3 separate regions of the Mus musculus genome follow, and regions 1 and 2 are each linked to region 3. The links are chromatin contacts, found by Hi-C or POLR2A ChIA-PET in ENCODE. All regions are on one chromosome and are shown on one strand. The core of a region is the stretch at or near the end of the contact, and the rest is flanking DNA. Distances in the headings are between cores, read along the strand shown.

The links. A loop is a pair of places that touch in the nucleus more often than their neighbours do. ChIA-PET counts read pairs that join two places held with the same protein, here RNA polymerase II (POLR2A).
Region 1: POLR2A ChIA-PET joins it to region 3 with 13 read pairs in embryonic stem cell. The contact joins the promoter of Cpsf1 here to the promoter of Kifc2 in region 3. POLR2A ChIA-PET finds 5 or more read pairs at or near these places in 3 of 5 experiments (Patski and embryonic stem cell).
Region 2: POLR2A ChIA-PET joins it to region 3 with 37 read pairs in Patski. The contact joins the promoter of Lrrc24 here to the promoter of Kifc2 in region 3. A Hi-C loop is called at or near these places in 2 of 37 maps with a recorded cell type or tissue (both left cerebral cortex). POLR2A ChIA-PET finds 5 or more read pairs at or near these places in 4 of 5 experiments (Patski and embryonic stem cell).

The regions. Positions count from the first base shown.
Region 1 is chr15:76,605,035-76,609,273 of GRCm38, reverse strand. It overlaps Cpsf1 (cleavage and polyadenylation specific factor 1), which reads left to right and starts at 1,683. Exons shown (of 37, transcript NM_053193.2): 1 at 1,683-1,939. The coding sequence starts at 1,796.
Region 2 is chr15:76,720,666-76,725,286 of GRCm38, reverse strand. It overlaps Lrrc24 (leucine rich repeat containing 24), which reads left to right and starts at 3,114. Exons shown (of 6, transcript NM_198119.2): 1 at 3,114-3,161. C030006K11Rik (RIKEN cDNA C030006K11 gene) reads left to right here and starts at 1,442. Exons shown (of 3, transcript NM_145472.2): 1 at 1,442-1,632; 2 at 2,068-2,116; 3 at 2,304-3,822. The coding sequence starts at 1,471. The coding sequence ends at 2,749. It overlaps Arhgap39 (Rho GTPase activating protein 39), which reads left to right. Exons shown (of 12, transcript NM_001168288.2): 12 at 111-1,302. The coding sequence ends at 305.
Region 3 is chr15:76,658,589-76,663,161 of GRCm38, reverse strand. It overlaps Kifc2 (kinesin family member C2), which reads right to left and starts at 2,581. Exons shown (of 18, transcript NM_010630.3): 1 at 2,397-2,581; 2 at 2,075-2,156; 3 at 1,778-1,926; 4 at 1,544-1,682; 5 at 1,290-1,435; 6 at 1,151-1,216; 7 at 933-1,061; 8 at 490-567; 9 at 266-380; 10 at 79-188. The coding sequence starts at 2,495. It also overlaps a transcript of Cyhr1 not described here.

The DNA of each region.
Region 1 (4,239 bases), core at 434-2,933, 53 kb after region 3:
TACACTGTAGCTGTCTTCAGACACTCCAGAAGAGGGAGTCAGATCTCGTTACAGATGGTTGTGGATGGTTGTGAGCTACCATGTGGTTGCTGGGATTTGAACTCCGGACCTTTGGAAGAGCAGTCAGATGCTCTTACCCACTGAGCCATCTCACCAGCCCGATGTCACAGATTTTAAGAGTATTGTTTTTCAAGATTTTTTTTTTTGAGACAGGATTTCTCTGTGTAGCCCAGAAAGATTTTTATTTTAAAAATTATGTAGGACTGGTGAGACATTACTCAGCAGTTAAGAGCACTGGCTGCTCTTCTGAAGATCGTGCATTCAAATCCCAGCGACCAGGTGGTGGCTCACAACCATCCGTAATGAGGTCTGACTCCATCTTCTGGTGCGTCTGAAGACAGCTACAGAGTACTTACATATAATAATAAGTAAATCTCTGGGGCTGGAGTAAGCAGAGGTTCTGGGTTCAATTCCCAGCAACCACATGATGGTTCACAACTATCTGTACAGCTATAGTGTATCATATACATAAAATAAATATTTAAAAAATTATGTATATATGTGCCAGCATGTCTGGGCAGCTTTCGTCCCAGGGCTTGGGAGGTAGACTCTGAATTCGAGGCTAGTTGGGTCTACAGAGTTTCAGGACAGCCAGGGCTATGTAGTTGAGACCTCATCTCAAAAATCAAGAAAAAGAAAAAAAAATAATTTCTTTTGCTTGCTTGTTTTTGTTTTTTGTTTTTGTTTTTGTTTTTTTTTAAGAAAAGTTTTCTCTGTATAACCATGGCTGTCCTGGAACTCACTTTGTAGACCAGGCTGGCCTCAAACTCAGAAATCTGCCTGCCTCTGCCTCTGCCTCCCAAGTGTTGGGATTAAAGGCTTACACCACCACTGCCCAGCCAACAAAATACTTTTTAAAAGAGATCTTTTTTTTTAAATTTTATTTTATTTTTATTAGGTATTTTCCTCGTTTACATTTTCAATGCTATCCCAAAAGTCCGCCATACCCACCCCCCCAATCCACTACCCACCCACTCTCCCGTTTTGGCCCTGGGGTTCCCCTGTACTGGGGCATATAAAGTTTGCAAGTCCAATGGGCCTCTCTTTGCAGTGATGGCCAACTAGGCCACCTTTTGATACATATGCAGCTAGAGTCAATTAAAAAGAGATCTTTAGTGTGATACAGGGGTGATCTACCACATCACCTCATCTACAGAGTGGGGTGGCGATATTGCATGTTTCTGTATCCTTTTCCAAGCCTATATACCCTTGTTTTATTTTCTGGGATTTAGCTAATGAGGCAAGTCTTGAAGGGTACAGAACAGAAGGAAGCAGAGGTCCAGCACCCTCCAGCTCTGTGACGAGGCTCATCAGTCCTTTTTTTTTTTCTTTCTTTCTTTCTTGTTTTTTTTTTTCGAGACGGGGTTTCTCTGTGTAGCCCTGGCTGTCCTGGAACTCACTCTGTAGACCAGGCTGGCCTTGAACTCAGAAATATGCCTGCCTCTCTCAAGTGCTGGGATAAAAGGCATGTGCCACCACGCTTGCTCGTCAGTTCTTATCAAGCTAGGCCACTAGGGGCCGCTCTTCGCTCGCAGCCACGGCGCGCAGGCGCAGATGCGAAGCGGCCCGGAACCCTGCTTCTCAACCACCTGGTCCTCTTAGAAGGCGGTCCGGGCAGGAAGCGCAGGCGCAGTACTTCGGAACCCGGTGGCTGGGTTGGCGCGCGCGGCCGGACCGAGTCCGCTGCCGTCCCTGTCCCCCGAGTCGGCGGCTCCGGCGTGACAGTGGCGGCGACATGTACGCGGTGTACAAGCAGGCGCACCCGCCCACCGGGCTGGAGTTTACCATGTACTGCAACTTCTTCAACAACAGTGAGCGCAACCTCGTGGTGGCCGGCACCTCGCAGCTCTATGTGTACCGCCTGAACCGCGACGCCGAGGTAGGCCGTGTCGAGGCAGTGCCGCAGTCATTCGGCAGGTTCCCCAGTGCAGGAGCTGAGGTTTGCCAAGGGTCTTTGGGCCCCAGAGCCAGTTCATCGCTGCCTCGTTGTTTGGCCTCATCCTACCCTGCCCGGACACCTCTGCCCGCGGTCTACTGCTTGTTCTTTGGAGATCGATTTTCAGGAGATTGTTGCACACCTTCCACGAGCTTAGCAGCAAAGACAAGCCAGTGAACCCTTGAGGGCGATGATTCTTTAGGAAGTCAATACTGCCACACACAGACGGCCACAGTGTCTCTCTAGGAGTAAGACCCAATGAAGGAGACTGGGTGTTTCTGTACAAAACAACCAGAGCTCTTTCTGAGATTGAGCAGATTTGTTGTGGAAGAACGTTTCTTCCTAAAGGAGCAAGGCTGGATGTTTCTCGGGGACAGACTATTGTCAGTAGATGTAGTAATGTGGAATGAATTCATCAGTACATTGATAACGGGGGTGTTTTGGTTGCTAGAGAGACAGCAAGCGGTTCAGGAAGCCCTCCCCCCCTCCCCCCAAAAAAAAGGCAATTTCCGTGGCTCTTTAATCCCAGTTCGATCCATTAATCCCAGGTGGAAGCAGACAGATTTCTGGGTGTTCCAGTTTAAACTATTTCCAAGCCATCTAGGGCTACATAGTGAACCTCTTGTCTAAAAACAAAGCAAAAAAGCCAAGAAGGCAGATGCTTTTTTTAAAAAATTAGACTTATTCATATTCATTTGTGTTTGCTTGTATATATGTATGTACACCATATGCATTCTTGGTGTCCATGGAGGTCAGCATTATGGATAGTTGTGCCATCAAGTGGGTCCTCTGTAAGAGCAACAAGTGCTTTTGATGGCTGTGCATTACTGCCAACATGCAGTTTACTGGGGTGGCAGAACTGGACAGGGAAATCTCACCTTCATAGAAGATGTGTTTTAAATAGACAAGGAAGTGTGGGGGAAGTATGTGGGAGTTAGGCAAAGGGGTTTCAAGGAAAGTTAAGTTTTTGTGGTAGAGGCTAAGGGAAGGAGGAAGGAAGGGAAAGAACGGGTAAGAAGTAACAGGGCAGGGCCTCCACAACACACTCTCCAAGCAGGAAGTTTTGGCAATGAAATAATCTTACCCAACTTATGTTGGAGAGAGGTCCAAGAAAGATGGTCAAGAAGTGGCTGTAGCCATTAGGCAAGATGGTGGCCTGGACCAGTGCAGCTATGACAGTTCAGGATTGATAGAGGTGGAGTTTGAAAGGAGCTCAAGGTAATGCCAAGAATCTGTCACTGTTCTGGGCAACAGGTCTGGATTTGGTCTTAGCAGTTACAGGGATGCTGTCACTATTCCCTGAGGTGGAGATGGCTGTTGGGGGTATAGAAGTGAGGTGACAGGAGCAGACAGTCACCTAAGAGTTGGGAGAAATGTGGCTGGGAGGATAACATTTTGGAAGTGGGCCCTGTGGCTCTACTCTTGAGTCTTAAATGACTGTGACAAAGTGGTGCAGGGACAGAGGCATTGGGGATGGTTGAGTCCTGTGGAGAATTGGTAGCAGAGGATCAGATAGCTGGTTGGAAGAAGACCTGTCCAGAGAGCAGCAAAGAATTGGAGCTGTGACTGGTAGAAAGCAAGAATTTTAAAGATTTGTTTTCAATTTTACTTGTTAGATTATTTTTGTGTCTATGAGTATCTGAAGTACTTGTGGTCATGTTTACAGATGGTTGTAAGCTGCCACATGGGTGCTGGGAACCGAATCTCCATCCTTTAGATGAGTGTTCTTTATTTAACCTCTGAGTCATCATTCTAGTCTCTGTTCTTTGTTTATTCTTTGAAGTGACTATTTTATGTGCATTGGTGTTTTGCCTGCATGTATTTGTCTGTGTGAGGGTGTTGGATCACCTCGAGTGGAGTTTTTTTGTTGTTTTTTTCGTTTGTTTGGTTTTTGTTTTTTTCAAGACAGGGTTTCTCTGTGTAGCCCTGGCTGTCCTGGAACTCACTCTGTAGAACAGGCTGGCCTCAAACTCAGAAATCCTCCTGCCTCTGCCTCCCAAGTACTGTGATTAAAGGCGTGCACCACCACTGCCTAGCTTGGAGTGGAGTTTTTAAGCAGCATGTAGATGCTAGGAGTTGAACCTGGGTCCTCTGGAAGAGCAGCCAGTGCTCTAAACTTCTGAGCCATCTCTCCAGCCATCTCCAATTCGTTGTTTTTATTTTTAGCTATCAGTGTGTGTTTTTGTTTGTGAGTATGTGCACACAAATGCAAATGTCCACAGGGGGCAGAGGCATGGCATCTC
Region 2 (4,621 bases), core at 1,865-4,364, 62 kb before region 3:
ACCTACCATCCTTCCCAGCCAACCTTCCACTTTGTTCAGCTCATCCCCTAATAGCTACGCCTACCCTCCACTCTGCTCTCCTCTCCCTTCACCCGGACCCCCTCACACAGGTGTTCGTGCAGCCAGCCAACGTAGCCATCACCAAAATGGACGTCAGCAACCTGGCTATGGTGATGGCACCCAACTGCCTGCGCTGCCAGTCGGATGATCCTCGCGTCATCTTCGAGAATACACGAAAGGAGATGTCCTTCCTTCGAGTGCTCATTCAGCATTTAGATACCAGCTTCATGGAGGGCGTGCTATAGCACGCGGGCTATGGACGCCTGCTAGGGTGACACCCGGGAAGGTGGGAGGGAAGGCCCCAGCGCGAGGCAGCATGCCAGGCCCCGCCAGACGCCGGCCCCGCCCTAGGCCCTCCCGGGGCCAAGCAGCCGCGCCATATCTCGCGGCCAGTTCCTGCAGGTACCGGCTCGCCCTGCCAGTCGCAAGCCAGCCCCGAGAAGTGCCTTCTGTTTCCCGGAGCCGAGCGACACTGCCCTCCTGGTCGGCTGAAGCACATACCGCGTTGCTCAGGGCAACAGGACCTTGTCCCCTCTTCAGGGCAATCCTCCACCAAGGCACTCTCGCCCTGATCCCTCCCACCCTAGTCTAGGGGCCTCTGGCTGGGGCCAGAAGGAGAGTTAGAGGCGTTCTGGAGAGCTGTGCTGGCCACTACTAGGACTTGGCTCCGTCGGCTCGATGCCTAATAGGTCTTTGTGCAAGGGGAGGCCCCAAACCAAAGCCCTCTGGGTTAGGGCCAGGGCTAGGCAGGCTTTCTTGGGGCGGGTGAGGGAGGGCGAGAGGTTTTTTGTTTTTTGACTACAGAATCTATCCGATACCCAGCCTACTTGTGTATAAAGATATAAATAGAACGACAGAACTAAGTTTGCTAAGGACATAGTTTTAACCAGATGCTATTTAGCTCTTGAACTGCCATTGCGGTCCTCGCGCTGAGCAAGTTAGCACCACCCTCCTTTGACCTCGCGGCCTCTGACCAAACTCCACACACGGGCGGCGCGTGGATGAGACCTGCCTGGACTCGTTTGCGTTTTCCATTCTGGAATCTGAGTTCCAACAGTTGTCAAACTTCATTTCTCCTGTTTATATATATATATTTTTAGAGTTTTTATTTATTAAAAACAAAAGTCCCGTCATGCGGAGGTCCTGGCCTCTCTCTCCAGGGCCTCTCGGCCGCAGGCGCTCCCTCGTACGTGTGGCTCGAGGGGACAGTGCTCCGTGTGAATAAAGTTCAAGTGCACACTCGCTGATTGTGTTTCTTTCAGGTTACTTCTGACAAGGGGGCGGGGGAGTCCACGTCTGGCAGCTACTTCCGGGGGCGGGATAGACAGCTCCGCCCCTCCGAGCACGTGTTGCCGGCGGAACCCAAAGCCCCAGGCACAACACTGTGTGATCCGCTTCCGGTGTGGAAGAATGTGGCCGCCTAGTGGGGCAGTGCGTAACTTGGCTCTAGTCTTGGCGAGGTCGCAGAGAGCTCGGACCTGCAGTGGGGTCGAGCGTGTCTCCTACACACAGGGTCAAAGCCCGGAGCCCAGAACCCGCGAGTATTTCTACTATGTGGATCACCAAGGCCAGGTGTGCCTGGCGTGTGACAGAGGGAGGAGACCTGAGGGGACTGCGGAATCCATCGGCACCGGGTGGGGAGTAGTTCTAGAGGCGAGACCTGGGATAGGTGCTACGCGTGGCTTTGAACCTTTCAAAGCCCAGGCTGGAAGAGTTAATTCCGGGGCCTTCCGCTTTCACCGCATCGTAATCCCGCGCACACTAGCCTGTCCTAGCAGCAGTCCCAGAGCCGAGTGCTTGCTCGCGATTGCTAGGGACAAGCGGCTGTCAAACCTGCTGTAGAAAAAGGGGTGAGGGCTGCAACCCTGGAAACCTGTCTGTAGATGTGGGGAGAGTCCGCAGGGCCCTTCCACATGCCCCCCTGAACACATTAGACAGAAAAGCAAGGACAGCGAACACCACCGGCTTTCTTGCCAGGACTTACTGTCCACTGTGTCCCTTCTGCAGCTTTTCCTAGATGACTCCAAAATGAAGAACTTTATCACCTGCTTCAAAGGTATTGCTTACTGCACTGCTCCCTCGTGTCTCTCTCTACCCTTCAGGGCCTCGGCTCCCCGACTCTGAGGGAAGGCACCATCCACGAGGGGGGGCCGCTGTCTCGTGCCAGTGCTGGTATTCCCAGGAAAAGGAGCGTGTCGGGGAAGCTGGGTCACCGAGCATGATCGTGCCTTTTGTTCCCACAGACCTGCAGTTCCTGGTCACTTTCTTCTCCCGTCTGAGACCCAACCACAGCGGGCGCTACGAGGCTTCCTTCCCCTTCCTCTCGCTTTGCGGCAGAGAGCGTAACTTCCTGCGCTGTGAAGACCGGCCAGTGGTCTTCACGCACCTCCTGGCTTCCGACAGCGAGTCACCTCGTCTCTCCTACTGTGGCGGTGGCGAGGCGCTGGCGATACCCTTCGAGCCGGCTCGCTTGCTACCCCTGGCGGCCAATGGGCGCCTGTACCACCCGGCCCCGGAGCGCGCAGGCGGTGTGGGTCTAGTGCGCTCGGCCCTGGCCTTCGAGCTCAGCGCTTGCTTCGAGTATGGGCCTAGCTCCCCTACGGTCCCCTCTCACGTACACTGGCAAGGTCGCCGCATCGCCCTAACTATGGATCTGGCCCCGCTGCTGCCCGCTGCCCCGCCGCCCTGAGACTCCAGCTGGGGCTGTGTGGGGAGGGTTAGAGCAAACTCTGGGTTTTGTAGTACTCGCAGGTTACCCCTCTGCTCCAACACTCTAGATTAACTTAGATGTCCGCTGTCACCTGCACGCTGGTGACTGAGAGCGCGTGCGCGCAGAGGTGAGCCCAGGGTGGTTGGCGCTGTCCAAGGTTCTGGTGCTGCCCTGCTATCCTCTGTCCCTACAGAGGTCCTCTCTCGGCCACCTCTAACCCTTACACCGGCTTTGCGTCCCACGGATTGGCCTGCGCTGGTCACGTCAGGCAGGGCGGCAGGCGCAAGGCGCGCGTGGGCCGGTGCGCGTGCGCGCCCACCCCAACCCCCCCCTCCGCTTCTCCAGTCTTGCAGCCGCAAGCACCGCGGGGAGTCGCTCGCCACTGGAGCAGGTGAGGGGGTGGGGGGAGATCCTGGCCCAAGGTCACCGGGCTTGGGGGCGGGATCGGGACCCTCTAGGTTCTGACTGCCTCACCGAGAAAAGGTCATAGGATCTGGCAGTGGGAAGGGGATGGAAACCACACCCTCAATGAGCAGGCTCGGACCCACTGGAACGGGAGGGGGCGGTTAGGGGAGGTAGTGCTGCTTAAAAGCGCCGGATCGCAGGGGCTGCCAGAGACCTCCGCTGGGCCCGACAGAGGACACAGGACTCCTCCCCACCCTCTTCCCGCCTAGATAGGCATCCAAGAGACCGACACCCCACTCCTGCTCAGGATTAGAGGTTCATGTCCTGATAAAAGGATCTCTGCTGGGCTCATCTAATAAGGGGCCCTTATTCCTGACATGGCTGTCTTGCTCTGGTGCACATCTGGGCCTCTGCATAAGCAGCAGCTCTGATCCCTAATGCACAGATCAAGGCTTTGCTACTGAAGGCTGAACAGCTGTGCAAGGCCTGGAGCCAGGGACCAACCAGTCATTCGTGTTCCAGGAAATAAAACCCAGAAACCTAGCAAGCGTCCCCACTTCTTGGGGCTCCACATGTCCTGAGATCTAGGAACTGCCTTTGCCTGCGCCAAAGCTATTCCATTAAAACTTTACTGCTGTGCTGCCTCATCTCTATTGACTTTAAATGATCATGTGACTTACAATTGGTGCAAAATTGAGACAAACACCAAGGCCACTTAGTACAATTCAACTTGACTCAGAGCAAAGAAGACCTGGTGAATCGGCGAGTATTAAAACACTAGACCATGCCAAATGAGGCTGGAGACTAGAGAACAGTGCACCCTTGGTCCTATCTTCCTTAAGGCTTCTCAGCTTCGGGCATCACCATTAAAACTGAGCTCATCGTGGCTAGAACTAGACCCCAGTCCTCCTGTCTCTAGGTACCCAGGGACATGCAGTAACCTGTAGAGTGCATTTCTTGACAGTTTCAGAGGTCACTGCTCCCACATTCTTAGAAAGCTAGGTACCCAGTTGCGGTGATAGGAGTGGAACTCAGTGTATTGTGTGCTTAAAGCCTGTGACTGGTGTGCGGGAGAGACTGAGGCCAATCCCCAGAGGGAGGAAAGAAGAAAGTTAGAAACCAGCGGATGACCTGAGGTTTTTCCCCACATCCCAGCCAGATGTGACACATACCTTCCTCTACTCCAAAGACACAGCCCCCGCTTCGAACCAGCTGTGGGGCCAAGGCATGATTTTCCTGTTGTTTGTCTTATCCCTCTGTTCTCTAAAATCACCCGGGAAAGCCAGGTGTGGTGGTGCAACCCTGTGATCTCGCCACTTGGAAGCATGATTAGAGGATCTCCAGTCCAAGTATAGCAAGACCCTGGCTCAAAACAATTAGAAGTAACAGTCAGGTATGGAGGCCCAGGTCTTTAATCTGTACTAAAGAGGCAGGGGCAGGTGGATC
Region 3 (4,573 bases), core at 1,332-3,831:
CAGTAACAGAGGCTCCCCTGGGACAGACAGTGCACAGACTGCTTATAGAAAAGGTACCAGGAAGGGAGTGGTCCTAACCTGGCCCTGAGCCTCACTCAGCGAGCCCTGGCAACTCTGCGTAAAGGTGCTGACCAGTCCTCGGAGGTCCCCACATCCCTGACGAAGGCTGGCCATCCGTGCCCGTAGTCCTAGGGGAGGAAGGCCATTGAGAGGGGGGAAAAGCAGATTGCAGAGCTTGGCCTGAAACCATCTTCTCATCCCTTACCTGCCAGCTGTCCGTGAACTTGCTGCAGCTCCTGTCTGCAGTTCTGCTCTGTCTCCTGCTGGAGCTGCCGGAGGGCCCCTTGAAGGCCCTGCAGCTGCAGCTCCTGGGCCCCCAGCTGTCCCTCCCAAGCCCACTTCTGTCACTGAGGAAACAGGCACCAGGCCCTGCCCCAGACTTCACCCCCAGCTTCCCATCCCGCCTTATCCCTAGGTTCCCTAGGCCACCTGGACTCGGAGAGCTTCTGTGGTGTCCTGGGCCTCTTGAAGCTGGCCCTGCAGCTCCAACAGTGCCCCTGCCTCCTCCTATAGAGAGTGGGAACCAGATGGGGCCACAGAGCCAAACTCAGGAAAGCCAATGCAAACTCAGGAAAGAGTATCCTATAGTTCCAATTCACAGACTCAGGCCAAAACAAGAATGGCTAAATCCATGGTACCCAACTTCATGCAAGGCTCCCTGACCTAGGCTTTTTGCTCTTTGTTTTCCTGAGGTTTCACAGAGAGACCAAGAATGGGGGTGGGGGTGGGGTGATTTTTACAACAATCAACCTCACTGACTTTGTTCATAGTTAGAGATGGCCCCCACCTGAGGAGGTTCAGGTACTGTTGCTGGATACCAGGTGTACAGGAACCTGGGCTGCAGTTAGCATAACAGCCAAATGGCAGAGTACCTGGGAAAGTCTGGGGAGTGGTCCAGGCCCCCAGTGTAGCAGGAGGTCCCGAGTAAGGCTCAAGCTCTGTTTCAAGGCTTCGTTCTCCAATGTGAGGTGCTGGACTCTCTTCTCTGAATCTGTCACCCCCTGACAGAGAGGGATATCATCAGGACCCACCTGAAATTCCCCTGACTTTTCAGCCTGTTTGTTCCCTATGCCCACCCCAAAAGCCTCACCACTCCCAGACGAAGTCTACTCAGCTCTTCTTCCTGTTGCTCCAGCTGTTGTCTCAGCTCTTCCAGCTGTGGAGGAGTCAGAGACAGGACAGAATGCCTTTTTAGGTCTCACACCCACCCAGTCGCTGACAGTCCTTACCTGTCCAAGAATGAGCTGTTCCAACCGCTGCCAAACTCTCTGTTCCTCCTCCAATTGGAGAGGCTGATGTTCCTGGGTCTCATCCCTTGGTACCTCATCCAGGATGGGAGTGGGCTGAGAGGAGCTTTCTTCTTGTGAAAGAGACCCTGGAGAGGGATGAGGCCAGTTACAAGTGAGGAGATGTCTGGCATAGTGAGCAGAGCTAGTTCTGATAGATCCTGCTCCTTCCACTAATGGTGATACTCTTTACAGACCATCTAGAGTGGAGGGCTGCACGGGGCAGGTTGGCTGAGTCCCCTGGAGCAGGGCCTGCCTCCCCCGGGGGCTCCGTGTCCATGCCAGTAGGGCCAAGAGCTGACTTGTTACTGTCAACAGTGGGGGGACTTCACCAGGCTGTGAAGGAAGTAAGAACCAAAGCAGAGGTGTTGGGAGTGAGAGGACCACAGAGGCTAGGGAAAGGAATAATTGCTGGCGACGGTATCGCTCACCTTGCCCAGGTCAGGAGTCGTCCCGCAGCTCTCTTCTGCCCCCAACTGGACGGAGAGGAACTCAGCAAGACGCATGAGTGCCTCTTCCAGGGACACCTCAGCTGCTCCACCCTCCGCTCCTTTCTGGCCATCCTCAGATTCTGAGCAGCCTTTGAGGAGGCCAAGTGAGAAAGGAAAAAGCATTCTGCATTACTAGATGGAGGAGAGGCCTTTCTCCCTCCCGGTGAGGTTACAGTACACCAACTGCAGGTATCCCCCGGACCTTTCCTTCCCCAGCAGCTCCTAGTATGCACCTACCGGCCAGGCTGTTCAGCTCGGACCACAGTTCTGATGTGAATTGATCCGGACGGCGACGACCCCTAGGTTGGCCGCCGCTTTTCTGGGAAGAGAGCATGAGGTGCAAGTGAGGGTACTGGCAGTATGTGCGACCCTTTCGCTTCTGAAATGGGCCAAGGGGTTGGGGCTGAGATCTTTGACCCCACAACAGAGACCATACTGGTCTCTGAACAGCCCTATTTCCCAGAGCAGGTACCTAAGGATTTAAGCTGCACAGGTCAGCCACGACCAAATCTCAGAATGATGGTGGTAACCAACCGTGATGCAGGCCCACTCCGCTCACCTGGGTGGGATCCCCGGGGTCCGAGACCGCCGCAGCCCCGCCATCCCTGCGGAAAAGACTGTAGAAGATGTAGATGAGCAGAGAGTAAAAGGCGTACATGGGGGCGCGGGGCGGCAGAGAGCACCTCTTCGCGCCGCCCCGCGTCCCCGCACCAGGTCTCTGCACCCGCCCGCCGCAGTGCCCATGCGCATGCTCGCGGCGGTCGCCCCCACGGACGATCTTCCACGGGCGGAGGGCCCTCACTGAGGGGCGACTGCGAAGAGCTGCAAAACTTGTACTTAAGGCCCTATCAAGCGGTTTTTAGTCCCTCTTTCGCAAAGACCTCTAGCCGCTGTCTAGTCTCTTTTGGGAATCCCGCATCAAGACCCCCACCAAGAAACGCGCAAGGGAACCGAGCCTTCAGCTCTCAGGTGTACAACCTCTTCTCCCTCGATAGCCCCGCCCAGACTCCACCCCTCCCCGGGAGCCGGACCCAGCCCGGCCCAGACCTCCCCTTCGGTCATAACCTCGCCCCTCCCACAGCTAAGCAATAACCCTTGGAAGCCCCACCCCGGCCCTTCTCACAGCTCCGCCTAGACCCCTCGAAGTGCCGCCTCTTTTCTCAGTCCACGCCTGCTGCCCCGAAGCCCCACCTACATCTCCCGGCTCAGACCCGGGGCGCTTCGCAATGCCAGTGCTCCAGCAAACCCGTGCCGAAGATCATGGGCTGTGACGCATGCCTTTAATCCCAACGCTCAGAAGGCAGAGACAGGCAAATCTCAGTGAGTCTGAGGCCAGCCTGGTCTATACAGGAAGTTCCAGGACAGCCAGGGTAATGTAAAGAGACTATCTAAACCACAAACTAGTACTGAACCTCTGGTCGCCACCTCCGCGCTCCCAGCCCCACCCCTCTAGAGCCTCCGCAGCCCTCCACAGGCCCCGCCCCGCCGCTCTAGCCGGAGCTCCTCTCGTTAGTGGATGTAAGCCGGCTGCTCCAATCCGCGCCTCGGGAGGGCGGGCTAGGAGGCGGGGCAGACTGTTGTGGGCGGGTTCGGGCCTTCAGCTCCGCGTCTCCAGGTGTTGTGCGCTGCCTGTGCTCCGCTGCTGCTTCTTCCCTTCTATCATTCTCAGGCATGGAAGGCCATAACTAGGACCGTGCCCAGACCACAGCAAGAGACAGCTCCTCTTGCCGTTTTGAGTCCCTGGGCTGATACCACGCTTGGGCGCCAAGATTCCAATCCCATTCCCCTTCCCCAGGAAATTAGTCCTTCTTCCTTGCAGGTGAGTCCAGTGACCTCAGGGCTCCAAAAAGTTTGGAACTGAATCTCTTCTAATGTCTACTCAAAGGTCTCTGGAACTCGAGGTTCCTGAAGAGCTCCACTAAGGACTCCAGATCGCCAGCCTCTGTGTGTACTTCTCTCCTAATTTGAAGATTCATTTCCTATCTCCTCAAACTCACTACTATTCAACGTGTCATGGTTTCCAAACCCAGGACTGAATGGAGCACTGTCCTGTCCCACCTGGTATTGGCAGGGGTGTCCCTGCATGCAGCGGTGAGCTCTGTACAGGTGAATATTCTTTTTTTTTTTTTTTTTTTTTTGGTTTTTCGAGACAGGGTTTCTCTGTATAGCCCTGGCTGTCCTGGAACTCACTTTGTAGACCAGGGTGGCCTCGAACTCAGAAATCCGCCTGCCTCTGCCCCCTGAGTGCTGGGATCAAAGGTGTGTGCCACCATGCCCGGCTACAGGTGAATATTCTTACTTTCACAAACTATGTAGATCCCTCCACTAGAAAGAGGATGATGCTCCTCCCATGGGAGGCTGGGACTCCTTAACAGTCCCAAACTCTTTCCTACTTAAAAGTGGCTGCTTTTAAATGGCTTCTTTTCCCTTAACGTGTCTCTCTTTCCCGGTGTCAACAGTCCAGTCGAGGAGCAGCTGCCGGCTTCCTGCTCCAGACCTTTGCTGCCATCATTATGTTGGCCCCAGGGCCGAGCACACATGAAGACTGTCTCGCTGGAGCTTGGGTTGCCACAGTCATCGGTCTGCCTCTTCTGGCCTTCGATTTTCACTGGGTGAATGGGGACCGCTCTTCTGCCAACCTGCTTCTGGGAGGAGGCATGGTGCTGGCAGTGGCTGGTGATCACCTGGGCCCTGAAGGGTGCTCTGTCGCTGGGCAGGCAGTACTGCTGGTGGTTG